Regions from separate parts of the Homo sapiens genome. Here region 2 is linked to region 1. The links are chromatin loops, found by intact Hi-C in ENCODE. Cell type or tissue: heart right ventricle. All regions are shown on one strand. Links, peaks and the distances in the headings refer to the core of each region. The heading gives the core; the rest is flanking DNA.

Region 1 (11,477 bases), core at 2,138-10,137:
TCTCTTCATGAGCTTCCTTCTGTTTCACAGCTGCTGCCCAGAGTCTGGGAACCAGATGCACGGGCTCAGAGAGCTAGATTCAGGCTCTTCATTTAGCTGTCCAACCAGGCTATGGACAAACTTACCAGTGAAGGTCCAATTGAGAGCCAGGAAAGATCCTGCCATGGAGCTAGATGGCTTGGCATTTTGCTCTTGGCTCCTCAGACACAAGTTTTAAATATCTCCCATCATCAACACTATAATGTATTACAAATTGAGCTTAGGTTTTTTTTTTTTTGCTGCCTGCTGCATGCAAAAGTCATCCTATCGGCAATCTATGAAATAAACTTTGCCAAAATAATCCTAACCACAAGAACGAACAAAGAAATAACATATGAAACAACTTATATTGCTTTTTCAGACAAGCTCATAAAATCCTTGAAATTCTAAGAGCACTTGGGTGATCCAAAGTGGATTGAAGTTATTCCTCCTGGAAGGAAGATTTTTCACAATGATTAAATATCTGCACAATTTGGAGGCTTCAGTAGTCTGAGTGGTGGTCTGACATGAGGCCTCTTGATTTTACATCATGTTCTTTCTTGTATTCATGGGAAGAAGCATAAACTGTATGCTTTATTTTTGTAAACTGGATTTTTCTTCTTTTGCTATTTTTTTGGTCTCATGCAACATATTCATGACACATTTATTTTGATCATTTTCACTTACAGTATATATAACTGAATAGAAGAGATAGTGCCCAATATGGCAGCTTAAAAAGATCCACTCAGATATTTACAATAATGAAATCTTATATTTGAGAATTTATTTCTTCAATGTTAATTAGAAGGTCAGATCCATCGAAAATAATGACCAGTAAACTGATCAACACATTAAGCAACCAGCAAAAATGTATTAATTAAATAAGTCAGTACCAGCAACTTTAGCTTAATTGATTTGTCTTCTAAACAAGAGTTAAGAAATTTCAAATCTATCAGGAACTCAGTATCTGACAAAAAGACTTATAGGAAACATAACCAAGAATCAGAAAATATAAACAAAAAGTCTGAACTACCAGATTAATCACTAAATAAAAAACAAAAACAAAACACAAAACACTAAAAGACAAAACCGTGTTTACTTTTCTGATAGTCCATTAGGCTCAGTGTCCATTTTGTTTTGAGGAACAAAAAACTCCAACTAGTTTGGTGATTTATTTTCCACTACAAACGCAAATTAGCAGAAGCAAATTAGAAGCCTTAGAGTAGACTAGAGAGAGGGATAGACTCTGTGTGGGAGGAGATAGTAAAATGTAAGAATCAGACACAAGAACTAGGAGAGAACAGCAGTATAGAGTCATTAGTGCGAGGAAAAAACTACCCTACATATAATAAGTTCAATAACTGGCATTCAGAAGAGTGATTCTGAGTAACTAGGAGAAGGAAATTATAAAAACGATAAAATTGCTTTGAAATTTACAAAGCATTTGCAACGCTGTTATTATATGGGAATGAAATTACATTTGGTATATTCTGCTTTTAAAAGCAGGGAAATGTAAGCCAGAAAGATTTACAAGCAAAATTATCAACAGGAAAAATGCTTGGAACATTTTCTTGCCCCCCATTATTAGTATGGCTTGATTCTCCCGGATGACTCCTTTCCTGAGCATTCCAATGAAGCATCCCTGTACTTCTGTGAGATGGAAAGCACTAATTTCCCCTAAAATATGGAACTCTGGAAAAAAGTAGTGACTAACTTTGTATAGTAGTAATAATGTGTTATCAGAAAATTATCCCTAGCATTTTTCAACCATAAATCTGATGTAAAAGATTTATTGCATTTGTATCCTGTGATTTTTATTATTTTTTATAATATTATTTTTCCAAGAAACTTCATCTCAAATTTTTTAATGAAACTAGTAGAAAAATATTGTTCAATAAACAGAGATCCAATTTATAATTAATTTTTCATATGTATATCTAAGTCATGTATACTCTGCCTGATAAAACTTTGGTTCAATATCTGCTAAAACAAAATATAAAAAAAGAAATCAATATGAAAATCTCTAAGCTTGTTGAATTCCAGGGTGGGGCTCCCATTGTGTTTTTAGAATAAGATTAACTGGAGGAGGAGGAAATAAATTTCTATGATGAAAACTATGACCAGAGAGTTTTCTCTATCGCAGAGGTAAATATTATGTACCAGAAAGACTCTAGGACTGAAGTAAATTATTCTAATCCAATGTCTTTCTACTTGACTCTCACCTTTGTTTTTTTTTTTTAAACTTTGTGGAGAGATGCTTATAGAAGCCAAAAATCAATGTGTTTTCTTGTTGGATGATTCTGGCCCTTGCTGCTATCTTCTTGCTACATGAGGAGATTTAAATGTAGATTACTGGGACTGACAGTCAGTCCCTATGACTGAAGGTTGACTGATAACCTACATGGACCAAGCAACATAGAAGAGAAGAGCTTCCATAAGCAGTGAGACTAACACTTTTAATTCTTGATGACTTTGTTTGTACCTCATTCCATCCTGCTTCTTATCTTCTAACTGCTAACATTAGCCCCTTTTGCTCTGTTGGTTCTCACCCCACCATTGGAATTTTCCTTGTCTCCTCATTTCTGGCTCGGATCTTAGAATCTCTATTCATGTATTCTGGTCATTCACTCTGACCAAGTAGTCTCTAGCCAGATAAGGGACCTCCTGATCCCAACTTCCACCTCTTGTGCAGGCTCTGTGAAGATGGCTCCCTGAGGAGGAAACAGACACTTCTACTTGTCATCGAAATTCCTCTCATGTCTGCTCTTTTCTCTTTCTTCTCATTTGCTCTCTGTCATCTTTTAAAGACTGGACTACTCACCTCCCTGGCTTTAGGTGCTCCCCATGCCAATCCATCTTTCACTTCACTATTACAACCTTAGTGACTTCTCTTATCCTCACCTTTCAAATCTAAATCCCTGTGCCCAGTTTCCAAGACCTTCATCTGACCTCTTCAACTTTCTTGTCTGTTTCTTCCCAGTATGCAATTTCAGTCAAGTCAGTTACATTGTTTCTATCTTTGCAAAGTTATCCATAAGATTAAGTTCACATCCAATCTTTTTGAAGGTTACTGTGACTGCTACCAACTTACATTTGCACAGGGCTTCTTGGATCATAAAATATTTTGATATATATATATATATATCTATATATCTTTTGATTCTCCTATTAACCTTTTAAAAGTCATTCCTGAGTTATCTCTCTCCCTCACACCTCACAGTATACATTCATAGGAACTCTTGTTGATTTTATTTCTAAAATATAATGCAAATATATTCCTTTTTTTTTTTTGACAGAATTTTACTCTGTTGCCCATGCCGGAGTGTAGTGGCATGCAACCTCCGCCTCCCAGGTTCAAGCGATTCTCCTGCCTCAGCCTCCTGAGTAGCTGGGACTACAGGTGTGCACCACCGCACCCGGCTAATTTTTGTATTTTTAGTAGATACAGAGTTTTGCCATGTTGGCCAGGCTGGTCCCTAACTCCTGACTTCAGGTGATCCACATGCCTCAGCCTCCCAAAGTGCTGGGATTACAGGTGTGAGCCACTGTGCCGGGCCTATATCACTTCTTAAATTGTCCACTATGTGCTACCAGATTCTCCCTAATCTGGACTACCATAGCTTTCTAACTGGCCCCCTTACTTTTACTCTTGCTATGCTGTAGTCCCACTGCATACAGCAGCCACAGTAATCTTTGTAAAATGTGAGTAATGTACTGTCCAGATCCTCCTCCTCCCTGGCTTTCCCCAGTGGTTTTCTTTCAAACTTGGATAAAAATCTAAATTCCTTAGCACAGACAATGAAGTCCATAGGACAAAGCCAGCACTGTACACTAGAACCTTGTGCAATCATGAAAATGTTCTCTAATCTGTGGTGTTTAATACAGTAGCCCCTAGCCACATGTGCTTACCAAGTACTTGAAATATGGCTAGTGTTACTAAGGAACTGATTTTTAAATTTCAATTAATTTCAATATAAACTTAACTAGCCACATGTGGTTAATGGCTACCATATTGGACAATGAAGATCCAGCCACTGGACTCACCTCTCCGTAGGTGAGTTTAGGTGTCTGTACTCACCTCCTGTTATTTTTCCTGTTGTTTACTCAACAAGAAGCACCCAAGATTTGTAGCTGCTCTTCACAAATGCAAGCCTGTTCCACCTCTGAGGCTTTGCTCAGATCTCTCCCCCACCGCCAGCTTCTTCTCTTCCCCTAGATCTTCACACAACTCATGCCCTTACTCCATTCTGGTTTCTGAAACAAAACTTACTTTTTCACAGAATCCTTTTCTGGTCACTGTCTTAGAGAGTTTGAGCTGTTGTAATAAGAATACCACAGACTGGGTGGCTTAAGCAATCAACATTTATTTCTCACAGCTCTGGAAGCTGGAAGTCTGAGATCAGGGTGCCAGTATGATCAATTTCCTGCTGAGGGCCTTCCTCCTGGTTCATGGATGGCTGCTTTCTGCTACACGCTCACATGAGGGAGAGCAGAGAGAAGAAGGAAGCTCTCTCTTGTCTGTTTTTATAAGGCCACCAATTGCATCATGAAGCTTTCACCCTCATAACCTAATTATCTCCCAAAGGCTGATGTCCAAACACTATCACATTGGAGATTAGAGTTTCAACATAATTTTGGAGGGCACACATATTCAGCCCATAGCAGTCAGTCTACGTAAAATAGCTTCCTATGCTACCCTATTCCACAAGTACTCTTCTATTTAGCTTTATCACTGCCTAAAATAATGTTATGCATTTTTTTTACCTTGTTTATCATCTGTGTTCTCTGCTTTCTCCAGAAGCACCGGTTCAGAGTAGGTGGAAAATGAGCTTTAGGTAGATTGAATTTTCTAGGTGATGCTGAACAAAGGGACACAGGAGCAAGGGAGTTGAGGGTGTTTGCAAAGAAGTAATTACAATGAAGGAAAAGTAGAATCTAAGAACCTAAAATGGGTGAGGAATAATGAAAGGAGGGTAAATTCACTGATTTAATGGATTTTATGCTCTGGTGTGGCTGAAATACTATTGGAATAGAAAGGCTAAAGAGAATTAGATGGTAGCCACAGAGTGGGAAGCTTGAAAGGGAGATTCTAGAGAGGGTGTAATGCTTGTTTGAATGAAGTCTTGGGAATGCTCATGGAAGTGGGTGGCTGATATGGAAGAGGGTGGAAGACAAGATCATAGGAGGAGAAAAGTTTAAGGACTCAGGAGGTCAGGGTATTTGGAAGAGTCATCTTCAGTGTGTGAAAAATCATAAAGGATTATGTACAACAGGAATAGTGCTGGAGTGAATTAGAGTAGGCCTGGCTCTAGCAGATGAGACCTCCCTGGGATTGGGAGGTGACTGCTGATAACAGCAGGAAATGGAAGAATCTGAGAGCATGGATTTTAAAGCTGTGAGTTTTAAGGGAAGAGAGACAATAAACTGGAGGCAGCAGTAAGGCTGCCTCTCTGGCCACCAGGCATGATGAAGGAAAAAACAACCATCACCTGAAAGCTCTGCAGGGGCCGGGCATGGGGCTCATGACTATAATTCCAGCACTTTGGGAAGCTGAGGTGAGAGAATTGCTTGAGCCTAGGAGTTCAAGACTAGGCTGGGCAACATAGGGAGACCTCATCTCTACTAAATAAATAAATAAGTAAGTAAATAAATAAATAAATAAAAATTAGCTGGGCATGATTGTATGTGCCTGTAGTCCCAACTACTTGGGAGGCTGAAGTGGGAGGATTGCTTGAGCCTGGGAGGCTGAGGCTGCAGTGAGCCATGACTGTACCACTGCACTCCAGCCTAGGTGACACAGTAAGACCCTGTCTCAAAAAAAGAAAGAAAGGAAAGGACTAGATATTAGCATAAGAAGTGAAGGACTCATCAGAGAGGAACTTGAGGATAAAGAAGATTTTGCTAAAAAGTGAATTCTAGAGAGTAGAGTGGAGGGTATCGACCTGTAGGGAGGTTGGACGATGGGCTGGATTAGCAGATGTACAGATATGTTCAGAGAGGAAACTATGAGAGGAAGGGGCCTTGCAGCCTTGTGCTTCTAGTGATTGACATCACTGGGAAAGTGGTGTGATGGGAATCTTTTCCAAGGTCTCCAAGTCACCTTGTTCTGATAAAACAGAGTGTTAGAGGGGAGGGGAGGGAATGTGGGATCTTATCAAGGCATACAGAACTCTGGTGCTGCTTTTCACTCCCCTGATATCAGTTTGGAGGGCAAGGGAGCAGTGGCATTCCTGGGAGCCTTGGGGTGTTCTGGGTCTTCCTTCTTTATTCCTTTCTTTGTGTCTGACCTCAGTCCTTCAATTGCTTCCAGACCTGAGAAAAACATGCTGGCTGTAACTTCAGCTATGAGGGCCATTAGAAACAGGCAACAGGTATATGTTTCATTTTCAGACAAATGAAGCATGCTCTGGGAGCTGCAAGACATCTTGTCTTCTCTCTACCTGCTGCCAAACAGCTTCTTCCCTGCTTAGCCCGCCCCGCTCAGGATCATCAAGGGCTTCTGGTTTTCCGGATTGGTTGACACCATGGATGATGCTTCTCTATGGAGGAGCTCATCAGCAGAAGAGCACATGAGAAAAAACAAATTAACAACAAAGAGAGCACAGAAGAAGAAACGGGGTGACAGCTGAATCAAGAATGATAAATTCCATTGAGGGTAGCTTGAATTTAAGATGTGGGCATCAACAGAGACTGTCCAAAGGGCAGCAGGATATATTGGTCTGGCGATCACTAGAGTGATGTCTGGGTTGGATGCAGATTTAGGAGTTTTCAGCTGGTGGATGAAATGATAAGAAGTAAGATTTAGCCCAGAGAGATTATGAAGCATGAGAAGGGCTGCGGGTGAAAAACAGAATGCTGGGGAAGAACAATATTTGAAAGATGGGCAGAGGACAGATTGCCAGTGGGATCAAAGAGCAACTTCTATAGCAGTAAAAGGGGAACCAAGTAAGAGTGAGAGATTGAAAGAGGGAGCAAGGGATCCTTTCTTTTGGTAAGGTGGAGATGTGAGCACTTGTGCTTAATGCTTCTGATTTCAAATCCAGATCTAAGGAATCAGTGTTACACAGAAATAGAGAAGTATAAAAGAGGGTATGAACATGATGGAATTCATGGGAATCCTGCCAGAGAGAGGGAAGATGGGACGAGACTGAAGGAAGTTCCCAGGGCTGTCCTCCTATAACCCATCTGGAGATCTTATGAAGATTTAAGTAAAATGGATAATTTTCTGGTAAAATACAAGTTAACAAATCTGACTCAAGCCAATTTAGGAAAAAAGGAATAGAATTTAATAATGGAAAAAAATTTTCAAATTTTGTTTTAAGATAGGTGACAGGTTTAGATATTATTGGCATTTTTTTAAACATTCAAAGAGAGTATTATTTGTGGGTTCCATAAAATGTTCCATACATAAAAATACAAAAACAAAATAAAAACATTCATGGACATGTTCCCAATTCATTTTCTGAAACTTGGCATAGCCTTAAAAATAAAATCTGACCAAGAACACAAAAGTGACAGTTATCGAACAATCTCCCTTATGTATGTGGATGTAAAAATAATAAAGCATTGGCAATCAAAACCCGGGAGTTTATTAAAAGAAAATCCCCATGGCCAAGCAGGACTTGTTCCAGGACTGTAATAAGAGTTTAATATTAGGATATCTATTAATATAATCCATCAGATAAAGAGACCAAAGGACAAAAAAAAAAAAAAAAAAAAAGAAAAGAAAAATCACATGATTACTTCCATACTTGCCAAAAAGTCATCTGAAACAATTTCACATCTATTCCTGATGGAAATTCTTCATAAGCTAGGAACACGACCTATCTTTAAAATGAGAAAGACTGTCTTAGTTTAATTGTGAACATGAGTGGGATGTCTGGAATTTGTGTAGAAGGGGATCTTAAGGAATGACTTAGTTGGAAATGGATTTGTCTTTAAGTTGAATTTGCAGTGCACCACATGATTTTTCTCAGGCTGTATAAGTACTTTTGGTGGCTTCTAGAGTGGCTAGTGGTTTACAGGAGAGCTAAGGCCACCTGTCAGCACCAATACTGTACAATACTACATGTATAGTAAAACACTAGTGGCATTTAAAGTTAAGTCATGTGCCAGCCTGGTATCTCTCTAATATTTACCATACTTTTGGAAGTTCTCCAGCAATAAACCCCTGTCCCTACCCACTGCACTCCCTTCCCCCCCAAATGAAAGAGAATTATAGTTACAGAGGCAAAATTATTATTTCACATATTATGATAATCTGAATTTGCTTGCTATATGCCAGGCTCTGTGTTAAGCACTTTACATACACTAATTAACTTGAATGGCAATGCTGCAGAGGACATTATTATGCTCACTTTATGGAAAGCACAGTGAATCTCTGGGAAGTGAGGGACAGGAAAGCTTGTTAAGTGGCATCCTAAACTGGCACAATGGGATTTGAACATGGCTGTGTCTGTGCCCATGCTCTGAACTAGTAAGCAACATTGTATTTCTTTACTAATGGATAAGAAATGGAATATAAATGATTTTAGATTATAAAATTAATATAAAAATGAATTTCTTATGTGCCAGCTATCACCAGTTAAAAAATATAAAAATGGTAATTCATAATAGTAAGTCAGAGTATAAAATACTGTGTGCTATGTTCTTAATGTTTGTGTTCCCCTGAAATTCATTTGTTGAAAATTAATCCACCAGTATGACGGTATTAAAAGGCGAGGGCTTTGGGAGGTGATTAGGACATGAGGGCAGAGCCTTCATGATTCGGATTAGTGCCCTTATAAAGAGGCCTCAGAGCACTACCTTGCCCCTTCCACCATGAGACAACACAGCTACAGGATTCCATCTATAAACCAGGAAACAGGCCCTCTGCTGATGCCTTGATCTTGGATTTTCCAGCTTCTACAACTGTGACAGATACATTTCTGTTGTTTATAAACCCAGTTTATGACATTTTGTTTTAGCAGCCTGAATGGACCAAGACAGTTGGAAAATAGCTAACAAAGAATTTTGGCAGGAAATATTTGAGGACAATTTCAAGCATTTATGAGAGGCATAAAAGACAGGCGTTTCAATAACTACAGATATACTATGTTTTTGGATAAGAAATCTCATAATTGTAAAGATTTCACTGAAATAATATTAGGAGTTTCATGAAATTGCTTTCAAAATATTGTTTTTATAATTTGGTAGAAAACGAAAAGTTGAGTGCAGATAAATATAAAACTTCCAAGAGGGTACTTGTATTATTAATTATCAAACTCTATTATTAAGCTACAAAAATTGAAGCATAATAGTCATGCAAGAGTACAGTACAATAATAAGTGCAAAAATAAAGTTACAAAACATTAGAATATGACAGATAACTCTAAAAGAGAATCTAATACATATTACCATTTATTACATAAAAAACGTAAAATTTCAAATCAGTGAAAAAAGAATAAATTATTCAACAAATGGTTTTAGAAATACTGATTCATCATTTGGGAAAAAATAGATTTCTTCATACTACATAATGATATAAATTCCAGATGGATGAAAATGATAAAAGCAAAAAGTACATATTGAGGATCTAGAGAAATGATACAGGTTATTTTATTTTTCTGTTCTCAGGGTTGGGAAGTCCTTTCTAAATATAATTGAAAAGAAGAAAACATAGCTAAATAAATTTGAGACATTTAAAACCATAAAAAAGGAAACTTCTACATTGAAAATGTAATAGAATTGAAAAAAGACAAATTTCAATCTGGGAAAATGTTAGCAATGTATCTGAAAGGTTGAATTTAATATTTATAAATAATTTTTTAAAACCAATAGGAAATGAAAAAACAGTATTAAAATGGACAAGGACATGAACAGATAATTCACATACCAAAAAAGACAAGTAATAAAAAGGCATGAAAAATAACCCTTTCGATGAATAAATGTAAGTAAAATGATAATAAAATTCAATACTTCTGCATCATTCAAATTTGCTGGTTAGAAAGCTATAATACTACAATCCAACAACAAAAACCAAACAATCTAATTTTAAAATGGACGAAGGCCTTGACTAGATATTTCTCCAAAGAAGATATACAAATAACCTATAAGCACATAAAAACATGATCTACATCACTAAACATGAGATACCATCTTGTACCCATCAGGATCAACAAAACCCAGAAAATAACAAGTATTGGTGAGGATGCAGAGAAACTGGAATCCTTGTGCATTACTCGTCAGAATCCAAAACTGTGCGACCACTGTGGAAAATAGGATGGCAATTTCTCAAAAAATTAAACATAGAATCACCAGATGATCCAGCAATTGCACTTCTGGTTATATACCCATAAGAAATGAAAGAGGGGACTTCAACAAGTATTTGCACACCCACTTCATAGCAGCATTATTCAGAGTAGCTAAAAGGTAGAAACAGCCCAAGTATTCACTGATGCATTAATGGATAAACAAAATGTAGTATATATATACAATGGGATATTATTCAGCTTAAAAAAGAAGGGAATTCTGATACATGCCACAACATAGATGAGCTGTGAAGACATTATGCTAACTGAAATAATTCAATCACAAAAGGACAAATATTATATGATTTCTCTTATATGGTAAACCCGGAATAGTCAAATTCATATAGATAAAAAGGAAAATGGTAGTTGCCAGAGACTGGGGAAAGAAGGGGATGGGGAATTAGTAATTAATGTTGAATGGGTACAGAGTTACAGTTGGAGATGATAAAGATGTTCTGGAGATGAGTGGTGGTTATGGCTGCACAACAGTGTGAATGTACTTAATGCCGTAGAACTGTACACTTAAAAATGGTTAAAATGGTAAACTTTACATTACGCATATTTTACCACAGTCAAGAAAAACCTAGGTTGGTTTTGATGTCTACGTGGAGTAGAATCTAAAAAAGAAGGAAAAAAATGAACTAGAAACAAAATTCTTACCAACTCAGGTTGATGATAAAGAAATCTTAGTTTAGTCTTAAGGTGGACAAAAATAAATAAGTAAATATAAAATATTTATCTTGGAATTCTTATTCATGGATCTGCCCTCACATAGATTTGAGGCTTGAATTTAGACAGCAAAAGTTGGTTTGGTAAACCCCAAACTGAAAAAGTAACAAAATTTGGTTCCTCTCAATGATGTCTTAGGGGACTTGACAAAAGCAAATACTCTGGAGTGAGAACATGCCCATTCTCTCCACATGGATTTATAGATTCAATGCAGTTCCATTCAGAATCCCAGCAGGTGTTTTTGTGCAAATTGATCAGGTGATTCCAAAGTGCACGTGGAAATGCAAGGAATCAAAAATAACTCAAATCTGTTTTGAAAAAGAAGAGCAAAGCTCCAGGGCTTACGCTACCAGATATCAAGACCTTTTAAATAAAATCATTACATTTAAGACAGTGCTGTACTGGTAGAAGGTTAGACAAAGAGGCCAATGGGCAGAATAG
Region 2 (11,477 bases), core at 1,709-9,708, 66 kb before region 1:
ACAGGTGCTGGAGAGGATGTGCATAAATAGGAACACTTTTACACTGTTGGTGGGACTGTAAACTAGTTCAACCATTGTGCAAGTCAGTGTGGCGATTCCTCAGGGATCTAGAACTAGAAATACCATTTGACCCAGCAATCCCATTACTGGGTATATACCCAAAGGATTATAAATCATGCTGCTATAAAGACACATGCACACGTATGTTTACTGTGGCACTATTCACAATAGCAAAGACTTGGAACCAACCCAAATGTCCAACAATGATAGACTGGATTAAGAGAATGTGGCACATATACATCATGGAATACTATGCAGCCATAAAAAAGGATGAGTTCATGTCCTTTGTAGGGAGGGACATGGATGAAGCTGGAAACCATCATTCTCAGTAAACTATCGCAAGGACAAAAAACCAAACACCGCATGTTCTCACTCATAGGTGGGAATTGAACAATGAGATCACATGGACACAGGAAGGGGAACATCGCACACTGGGGCCTGTTGTGGGGTGGGGGGAGGGGGGAGGGATAGCATTTGGAGATATACCTAATGTTGAATGACGAGTTAATGGGTTCAGCACACCAACATGGCACATGTATATATATGTAACTAACCTGCACGATGTGCACATACATGTACCCGAAAACTTAAAGTATAATTAAAAAAAAAAAGAAAAACTACCAAAAAAAATTAAAAAAAATTAAAATGAGAGATTTTGTTATAGACACAGACGTATGCTTCTTGTGTTTCAGGATTTTGGATGGATTTTAGAGCCACACATTCCTGGATTCAAAGCCCGGCTCCAATATATTCCATCAAAGGTGCAAGGAGGACAGAGAGAAGACTTTACTAGCCTAATGACTGAGGATGAAATTAAAAGAAAAATTATTTCAGGAACCCCTGCCAAAAGGTACCTTGTCTACACAATTGTAAGAATAGCTTTTTATCAAATCATTGAGAGAATTCCCTTCTATGAAGTTGCACAATATAACAAAAAAGCTTCTTAATTAATTTTATAAGTTGCACTAAAAATGAAACCAAAATTTCTCGAAGCAAAGAAGAGAAACTACAGATCAATCTTACTTATAAGTGTAAAAATTTTAAATCCAATGTTAGCAAAACAAAGTCCACCTTGTACAGAAAGAAGAGTCACATGATCTTGTCAGGTTTTTTTTCCCAGGAATGCAAAGATCACTTATTATGAAAAATAGCTGTCAACCTAACAATCATATAAAATTGTTATATTATAACAATCATATAAATAGACTTCTCATTCTGACATAAACTGTGACTAAATATGGGACAGAAGGGTACTTCCCTATTATAATAAGGAATACACATGTGAAATAAATTTCTATGATATGTAATGTGGAAACATTAGAATCTCTTCCTTACCATCCACAAAAATTGCTCTCATCAAGGTTACTAGACACCATGATCCACTTGGCTAAGTGCCACAGTCAAAGTCTTTCCCATAATTGAGCTATCAACAACATTTGACAAGGCTGATCATTCTCTCCTCAATCTATTTTCCTTTTTGGCTTTGAAGACAACACATTTTCTTGGCTTACACCTACCACACTGGTCACTCCTTCCCAGTCCCTTTGCTAGTTCCTCCTCTTCTACCCAACTTTTTAACATTGGAGGGCTCCAGGGCTCAGTCATTGGTCCTCTTCTCTGTCTATACTTACTCCCTGGCTCATATCCAAAGGTCTTATGCCTTTAAATACTATTTATATGATGATTATTTCAAAATTATATCTCTAATCTAGACAAGACTCTCAAACTCCAGACCTACTTATACACCTGACTGCTTGACACTTATTTCTTTTGGCTTGGCTGTCAAATAAACATTTCAATTTTAACGTGACTAACACTGAATTTTCCCCCAATGCATACTCCAGAATCTACACAACTTCACGTACTCCAAAACTTATAGTAGACAGTTTCCCTATCTAAGTTGATGGAAACTCCATTTTTCAAGTTGCTTAGTCCAGAAACCTTGGAAGCATCCCCATCTCCTATTTTTCCCATACAGCCAACATGTAGAAAATCAATCCTGTTGGAGTCATTCAAAATATATGAACAATCTGACCCTGTCTCTATTCTTCCTGCTGTACCTTTATCTCTTACCTGAATTACTGTAATAGCCTCCTAACTGTTCTGCTTGCGTCAATCCTCGCCCCCACGCCATTGAAGTCTATTTTTCACATAACAGCAACACCAACCATTTGCAAGTATAATTAGATCCATGTCCTGTTAATTACCCTACAGAATAAAAGCCAAAGTCCTTGCAGTGGCCTACAGAGTTGCACAAGATCTCTCTGCTCCTTTACTCTGTATTCTTTATTCTCTCTGTTTTAGACCCACACTGGCCTGTGGCTGTTACTTAAAGACACCAAGTATGCTCTGCTTTGAGGTTTGCTCTAGCTGTTTCATTCACTTGGAATGCTTCTTCCCAGGAGTTCCTTCATTTTCTGCAAAATTTACTCATATTATCTTCTTGATGACTCTCATTCTGACCACCTCATGTGATACTGCAACCTGCCCCCTGCCTCTGCACTTCTTTCTCTTCTTGTTTGTTTTACATTTTCCTTCTTTCCATATCATTTATCACCTTAGAAAATTATCTATCTACCTATCATCAATCACCTTCTTACCTATCTATTCATCTCTATCCATCCATTCATCCATCATCCATCCATCGTCTCCCCAGTTAAAATGTCAACTCTTTGAGAGCGAAGATCTTTGCCTGGTTTGTTCATTGATGCATCCCAAGTGTTCAGAACAGGGTTTAGCACAAGAGGAGATACTCCATAAGTATTTGCTGAATGAATTCCTATTTAAGTTTGAAAAAATGCAAAGGTGTCTGATATTAATAATACTCAGCATGCTTATTAAATAAGAAAAACATTTCTTGAAGGGATGCCAATTTTCAAGTGGTTCTGCAGATTTACCAGAATTCGAGTTGAAATATCAATGGGATTTGGGTGGGGAACTTCATAAAATGATTCTAAAAATAAATATTGAAAAGTACATGCAAAATATTTAGAAAACTCTCATTCAAAATATGCATATACATACATGTAAAAAAGTCTAGCAGGGCACACACCAAGATGTTAATAATATGTCTATCTGGATTGTGGAATTGTAATTCCTCTTGTTCTTGTTTTTGCTTACTCATATTTCCTCATTTTCCATAGTGAGCATATTTTCTTATATTAAGAAATAAAACACTACATATTTTTGAAAGGAAATGTTATTATTTTTGAAGAATTGGCTATTCAGGATTTTTTTGTGGTTTCCTATGAATTTTAGAATTGTGTTTTATACATCTATGAGAAAGACATTTGAAAATTTTGATAGGGATTGCATTGAATCTGTAAATCGCTTTGGGTAGTATGGACTTTTAACCATATTAGTTAGTTTTCAATGCTTTATAAACTTCAAAGCATGTTTTTTAATCCACATTTTCTGACCGAGGTTTTCCAGCCTCTGCACTACTGACACTGAGGCCTGGTAATTCTTTGTTCTGTGTATGTGTGCAGGGCTGCCCTGTGCATAGTTAGCAGCATCCCTGGCCTCTACCCACTAATGCCGGCAGCACCCCTTCTCCTACAGTTGTAACAACCATAAATATCTCCAGAAATTGCCAAATGTCCCCTGGGGGTAGGGTTGCCAGATAAAATACAGAAAGTTCAATTAGATTTTAATTTCATATAATAAATTTTTTTGTGTGTTAGTGTTTCCCAAATATTGCATGGGACAAGTGTGTCCCAAATATTGCCAGTGACCTATTAAAAAAATTTGTCGTTTATCTGAATTTCAAATTTAACTGGGTGTTGTATCTTTTTATTTGCTAAAGTATGAGGCAAATTGCTCCAGTTGAAAACCAGCAATGTAGAGCAAAAGTTGTTTTCAGCTATTTTTTTTAATAGCTGAGGAACCTGGCTTGAGGTTCCTCAGGTTCTTCCAAGCTGAGGGAAGTGCTTGGTCTAAGGCTATAGGGCAAGAATGGGGCAGAGATGAGATCTGAACACAGGTATCCTGATTACAGATTCCCTCTTCTTTCCTTTGCATAGAAGAACTATTCATCTTTATTCCTGAAGGGTTGAAACTGAGAGATAATAAAGATCAAGGTCACTTGACACAGGACTGTGCTCAAGGTTGCCAAGTAGAGACTGCATACACTTTCTCTAACATGGTTCTTTGAAGTTAGCTATTATTCCTCACTTAACAGATGGAAAATTGAGGATCAGAGAGTTTAAACAATGTTACTAGATTAACTAGTTAGTGAGTGGTAGAGCTAGAATCCTAAAGGAGGTCTGACTTAATGCATACCTGACATTGCATTTCTGTCTGGTGTCCTTTACTTAGTTATTCTCCCCCTCTTTCATCAACTAGCCTTACCTGAAACCTTCTAGCTAGATTTTCTGGTTTTGCCAAGATACCAGTTCTTTGATCTATCATAATTTGGAAATCAGGAATAAAAGAATAAACTGGCCGAGAAGTCTTTTAAAATACTGTTTCTGACGAAAACCAAATCATGAAACCATTTGATTTTCCTTTTGGATATGGTGCCTCCTAAATGAGGAGTTCATTAAAAGAGAGACAATGGTTAAGCTAGAGCAATCTGTACACTATGTATTAACTTCTGGAAAATTAAAAATTGATTCTGTCATGCTTTTATTTTAAAGAAAATATGGGATGTTTTGATTCTTGGTACACAACAGGATATTGCTGCTAAGAACTGTAGATAGTTTGGTAGAGAGTCATTAACTCCTATTCATCCTTCAATACCCAACTCAAATACTACATTCTTCATGGAACTTTCATTGACCTCTTCCTCCTGAGGTAGAACTATTGTTTCCACTTGTGGCTTTCCCTAGTACTTTGTATATGCTTTGGTTCAGGTGTTTTTATGTGTATCCCCAATTATTTACCAGGATAATCTGTATATATGAAGCATCTGTGGGGAAAAAAAGAAATAATTAGATGAATATGTATGCAAGAAACTAAGTAAAGATGTTATTAAAAACTAAAATTAGTTCTTTTCTCAACTAATTTTGTATTTCCTTTTCTCTCTCCCCAGTACCTAATGCCTTTCACATAACTCTTATAAGTTACTTGCTGAATTTTAGTTTCAGAGAATTTTGTCAGGGAGATATGTTAAAGCCTTGCAACTAAAAGTGTAGTTCATGGACTAGCATCACTAGCATTACCTGAGACCCTGTTAGGAATGCAGAATCTCAGGGCCTAACCAGATCCACTAAATCAGAATTGTGTATTCTAACAAGACTTCCGGGTGACTTAGATACTCACTAAATTTCTGAGATGTCCTGGCTTATAGATCAGCAGCCTAGGAAATGCAAATACATACGTGTTGAAGTCCTTCATTTGGGGTACATGACAAACATCTCTAATCCATGACAATTTTTTCTCTAAATTGAGGTGCAGCTTTAGAAGCTTCTTTGGTGAGGCACTTTCAATCAATTAGTATGGAAGTTGGTTTGCCCTCCCAGATCTAGCCAACCCTCTCATTTTACCGATAAACTAGGGCTCAGAGAAGCAAAGTGATTTGGTAGATATCACACTGTTCCTTCACGCAGAGCTGGAATTAAAATACTAATCTCCAGCCTCATGGTCTTATGGTCTTCTTGTCACACCACGCTGGGAAGTTAAGCAGACATGGCTCGAACCAGGGCTTACAAATGCCCTCTTTCTCATCATCCCAACGGGAGACCTAGATTACTTGTCACTGTCTTCTCATTGTGATATTTTAGAAAGAGCTTGATATTTGGAGTTAGATCATTACAACTTAAACTGCCCCTAAACTTTAGATATCTCTCAATAGTTACAAAATTTTCTATTTAAGGGGAAGAAAGGGAGCATATTTTCTATCACAGTTGAACTCTAGTATGGGGCCTCAATGAAAAATAACCCATTCCATCTCTCCCCTAGTCCAAGTTCAGTTGAACAAGATGGTTTCCAAGTTTTCCAGGAAATTCAATAATATAGTAATTCAGCAGTGACTTTTGAAATGCCATCAAGCAAGCAGAAAGGACCCTTTAAAAATGTGAAGACCCCAGGGCCATCTTTCCCTGCCTATGTTCCCCACTCCTTGCTCTACTACATCTTTTCCAACCCTGTCTTAGCTTTAAAAAAATTAATGGCATTCATTGTTTATAAATGCCTCTGTTGATCTTTCCTATTTCGGTTCCTGACTACTAGTGGAAAAACTCTTTCTACTTCCCCCGCCCCTCACCCGCACTTGGCTTTAAAAATAGCAAATAGAGTTAGGTTGGCTGAGGGCCTTGTGGTTGGAGTCCACAGCCTTTGCCCTCTGGGTCACTGGTTCACATCCTAATACCATGGCTGGTAGGCTTTTCTTCTCTTTTGTGTGTTTTGCTTAAAGTTTTAGGAGGAGGTATCCTCCTGGATGATCATTTTCTCACGACCATCTGGGAAACATCTGGACTTGCCATCCCTGATCCCGGTATTAATAATATCTGCTATGCTGTCTTCTTCTCCTCTTTTCTGAAGTCTGCAGTGTTCACAATTTCATGTGCTTGCTTCAGAATTGCTCTTCTAGCTCAAGGCTGAAGAATTTGTATTGATCCTCAGGTCTCCAAAGAATGGACTGGCCAATTCATGCTCAACCCCTTTTCCCTATTTCCAGACTCCTTTCCTAGGAATTTGATATACGGTTAATATCAACCTGCTTTTCACACATAAAGATAGCTTTAATAATAGTGAACAGGTTTTAAGTCTTATAGTCCACAAAATGCTTTCACATGTATTACTGTAGTTGTCAGTAAATTCTATGATGTAGGTATTGTTATTTCTGCTCTCATTTTAAAGACACTTAGATTGAGAGAAGGTAAATCAGTTGTCCAAGACCACTTGATCCACCAACCCTCTGACTCCTTGGCATGATCCTGCCTCTCTCCTGTCTCTTGCAGGTCTATATTTTGAGTTTGTTTGTTTGTGATGATCCATTTGCTGATGATCACCTGTGGCACTGTTGATGACTGTTAGGGGCACTGAACAAAGTTTTACTTTCTATGAATCCAATGAGACAAAGTTTTTACTTAACCTTTGTTAGTTACCGGAGGTTTGAGCAAGTCAAACTAGGCAGCATGATCGTAATTCTTCGGGCAATGAGGTAGTGCAAATATTCTTGAGAAAAGCAGTAATGTGACGTCAGTTTGTTTCCAGAAGAGATATGTCAGCAGTATATTAAGTGGATGAGGAGATATAGACAGAGGGAAATAACATAATTTAGGAAGTTCTTGAAAGAGTTTGTATGAAATGTACTAAAGCTTGAATCAGGGTGGGAGCTGTGGGGAAGATAAGTGGGTGCCAATGAGAGAAAAGCCACAGAAGTAGCACTGACACTGTGGTCATGGAAGGGATTTATCAATAAAGGGGCCAGGTAGCTGAGGATGAGGTGCCATCTGCCCTCAGAGGAGAGAGAACATCAGTGAAGTGGCAAGTTTTACTGAGGGAGGAGATGCTTTGTCTCACTGTGGATGTATTTAAGCATTTTGGCACCAAGAAGGCATCTGGGCAGCAAACTTCTGGCAGTTGATGTAAGAGACTAGACCTCCAGACAGCAGGGAGGCCCACAGCAGCTTCGCATGGTCCCTATACAGCAGGGAGCAAGGCATTAAGACAGGGAAGAAGCAAAGTGCCTTGAAAGTTACTAATAACTGAGCACGACTGCATTTGGGTACTGGCTCATTTAAACTTGACAACACACCTATTAGATAGGTGTCTTTTTTCTATTTTTTAAAATAAGAAAATAGATACTCAGAAGGAATTCCTTGAAATCTCCGTACAAACAGAAATATTAGGATAACATCAGGCAAAGTGATATAGTTCTTTCAGGTCAACAGAGTCAGGCTCGTTCATCGTCCTTCATCAGTTTGAATTATATGTGATTCTTGGCACTTCTCTTTATGACATTATAAATGAAGGGATGGTGTCTGGATCTTAGATTGCAAAGGATCTGGTACAGGCTGAAGTGGATATGAACCCTTTAAACCACAGTCTTGCTATGACAACAGAAACATACTTCCCTGACTGGAGGCAGGAGTGTGTGTGTGTGTGTGCGCACGTGTGTGTATGTGATGCACATACATGTACATGTGTATGTATGGGCCTTCCTATGTTTATTTATTATAATGTTGTTGAGGCAGGGGCTGCAGGGTTGCCATATGCTTCTGCATTTTCTTCCCAAGCTATGCTTAACATGTGATAGAATGATACTTGCTTTGTTTCTGTGGTTGAACAATCAGATAGTGTTTGATAAGCTATGGAGAAAACACTTTAACAGGATTTAACCATATATTTCTCTTCCCTCTATCCTTAATAAGTGGGTCACAATGTAGACACACACACACACACACACACACACACCTGCCTGTTTCACTGAGTCCCAGACATTTACAAAGGACGGCCCTATTTTATACTACCGGCCCAGTTCTGTCATTTTATGATGTGGTATCCACTGTGGCTGCACAACAAAGAGGACCATTCTAAAGTAGGTCAGTGGAGCATTCCCTGTTATGGCAGCTGAATGATAGTGCAGGATGACATTTTCCAACTGGTCTCCATCTTCTTTGTGTTTATAGCTGCAGATGTCCTATTCCTGTGGATTCCTAGCCTTTACACACAGAAGTAAGAATGAGTCAAAAGGCAGGCAGCCTCTCAACTTTGTCTGTCATGGCTTGGTCTGAACCTTAGGCAGGAAGGCAGGAATCAGCAATATCACAGGCAGGAAAAGGCTTTGCAGCTTCAAGTAAAGAAAACTCTTAAGTGCATCCAGGATTCATTGCTGTGTCTACTTTCTGTCCACCTCAAACTTCACCAAAACTCCACCTCAGATAATTTCTCCTCCTGTCCTTCTGACCTGGGCAATATTTCTATTTCTTCCTGGATGGAACAGGGATAAAATATATGAAACACAACTTGTCTCAGAAGAACGTGAAAATATGTATTCAGAATATATGTGCTGTGATATTACTAAATAGTGTCAATTTGGTGAACTCTAGGGAATGACTAAAAATATAACAAAAGACCACCTTAAATGATCAGACACTCTCCCCTTTCTGGTCTATTATTTAGTCACTGAAAATATGTTTCTGTGGGTCACTTCTTTCTGCTAAGGTATGATCTGAAAAGGCTCCTACAATACAAGTCTCTTTTTAGGGGCAGGAAAAACATTACTTTCCTGAAAGATCATCTCTACACAGTGGTTCAAGAAATCACCAAAGCACTTGCAAACATCATGAGCTGTAATTTGAGAGAGACAGCCTCTTTCCTTTGGCTGACTTAAAAAATATTCCCCCCTCCCTGAATTTGATCATATAAGACTTCAGTCAATTACTATTAATAGTAAAATAAACAGTTTACAGGAAGGAAGTTCTGTATTTTTTTTTCTTACACTGATAAGATACAAGCAGTGTCTGACAACTTGGCAAATTTTTATTTTCTGGAAAGTTGTATGCATATGAAGATGTTCTCTTGCCACTTGGTCCCTTTCTCATTCTTAATAGTCATGAGATGTTTAAGGATGGAGTGGAGAGGGGAGATAGTATCCATGTCTTTCTAAGATTAGCATATATGTGTGTCTGGAATTGGTGGGTTCTTGGTCTCACTGACTTCAAGAATGAAGCCTCGGACCCTCGCGGTGAGTGTTACAGTTCTTAATGGTGGCGTGTCCGGAGTTTGTTCCTTCTGATGTTCGGATGTGTTCGGAGTTTCTTCCTTCTGGTGGGTTCGTGGTCTCGCTGGCTCAGGAGTGAAGCTGCAGACGTTCGTGGTGAGTGTTACAGCTCTTAAGGCGACGCGTCTGGAGTTGTTCCTTCCTCCCGGTGGGCTCGTGGTCTTGCTGGCTTCAAGAGAGAAGCTGCAGACCTTTGCAGTGAGTGTTACAGCTCATAAGGGCAGTGTGGACCCAAAGAGTTAGCTGTAGCAAGATTTATTGCAAAGAGCGAAAGAACAAAGCTTCCACAGCGTGGAAGAGGATCCGAGCGGGTTGCTACTGCTGGCTAGGGCAGCCTGCTTTTATTCTCTTATTTGGCCCCACCCACATCCTGCTGATTGGTAGAGCCCAGAGGGTCTGTTTTGACAGGGCGCTGATTGGTGTGTTTACAATCCCTGAGCTAGACACAAAGGTTCTCCACGTCCCCACCAGATTAGCTAGATAAAGAGTGTGGACACAAAGGTTCTCCAAGTCCCCACCAGAGTAGCTAGATACAGAGTGTCAATTGGTGCATTCACAAACCCTGAGCTAGACACAGGATGCTGATTGGTGTGTTTACAAACCTTGAGCTAGATGCAGAGTGCCGATCGGTGTGTTTACAATCCCCTAGCCAGACATAAAGGTTCTCCACGTCCCCACCAGACTCAGGAGCCCAGCTGGCTTCACCCAGTGGATCCCGCACCGGGGCTGCAGGTGGAGCTGCCTGCCAGTCCCGCGCCCTGCGCCAGCACTCCTCAGCCCTTGGGTGGTCGATGGGATTGGGCGCCGTGGAGCAGGGGGCGGCGCTCGTCAGGGAGGCTCCAGCCGCACAGGAACCCACGGAGGGGGTGGGAGGCTCAGGCATGGCGGGCTGCAGGTCCCCAGCCCTGCCCCGCGGGAAGGCAGCTAAGGCCCCGCGAGAAATTGAGCACAGCAGCTGCTGGCCCAGGTGCTAAGACCCTCACTGCCCGGGGCCGGTGGGGCCGGCCGGCCTCTCCGAGGGCGGGGTCTGCCAAGCCCACGCCCACCCGGAACTCACGCTGGCCCGCAAGCACCGCGCGCAGCCCCGGTTCCCGCCCACGCCTCTCCCTCCACACCTCGCCGCAAGCTGAGGGAGCTGGCTCCGGCCTTGGCCAGCCCAGAATGGGGCCCCCACAGTGCAGCGGCGGGCTGAAGGGCTCCTCAAGTGCCGCCAAAGTAGGAGCCCAGGCAGAGGAGGCGCCGGGAGCGAGCAAGGGCTGTGAGGACTGCCAGCACGCTGTCACCTCTCATATGCATAGTAAGAAAAACAGATTTAGAGAAATATGTGGTAGTACGATGACCAAAGTCATTGAGATAAACTAGACTCCAACAGTTCCTTTGGCTTCCCAACTTCCACAAACTGGTACCCAAAATGGGGTTCAGATATCCTCCCATTAGCAATTTGGCTTTAGGACATTCCGGTCTGATCACCTGGATAGGGGTCTGGGTGGGATGGCCTTGGAAGGCCAGGGAGAGCACCAGAAGGCTTGTTGAGCCCACCTTGCCCACCTACAACTGAAGAGTCAGTCATGGAAGGAGGCCCCACAGGCCTTCGGCTTATAGTGGCAGGGGCTCCTCCTTTCTGCCACTTTCTAGGTAATGTCTATTCCCCTTTCCTTTGCTACTTCCCAGTCTCTCACTTGAATTTATGATGATGTCAGACTTGGCGTTCCCAGATATCAGTATAGGGCCCCTCACACAGTTGGTG

What was found. Peaks named below come from ENCODE experiments on the same cell type or tissue, not always from the same donor. Only the 100,000 strongest peaks of a DNase experiment are listed, where the experiment ranks them.
Region 2: it touches region 1 in a loop (3-fold over the local background); 2 of 110 quality-filtered maps call a loop at or near these places.

Annotation. Positions count from the first base shown.
Region 1 is chr3:36,386,713-36,398,189 of GRCh38, reverse strand. The region is part of intron 1 of STAC (SH3 and cysteine rich domain); the gene reads right to left. The region is part of intron 2 of LOC124906227 (a long non-coding RNA gene); the gene reads left to right. Among named protein-coding and RNA genes, the nearest start is that of STAC, 12 kb to the right of the region's middle. In heart right ventricle, for the core only: no CTCF peak of the experiment used is centred there; no DNase peak of the experiment used is centred there.
Region 2 is chr3:36,452,705-36,464,181 of GRCh38, reverse strand. The region is part of intron 2 of STAC (SH3 and cysteine rich domain); the gene reads right to left. LOC124906227 (a long non-coding RNA gene) reads left to right here and starts at 9,805. Exons shown (of 3, transcript XR_007095868.1): 1 at 9,805-9,826. In heart right ventricle, for the core only: no CTCF peak of the experiment used is centred there; a DNase peak (open chromatin) is centred at 6,294.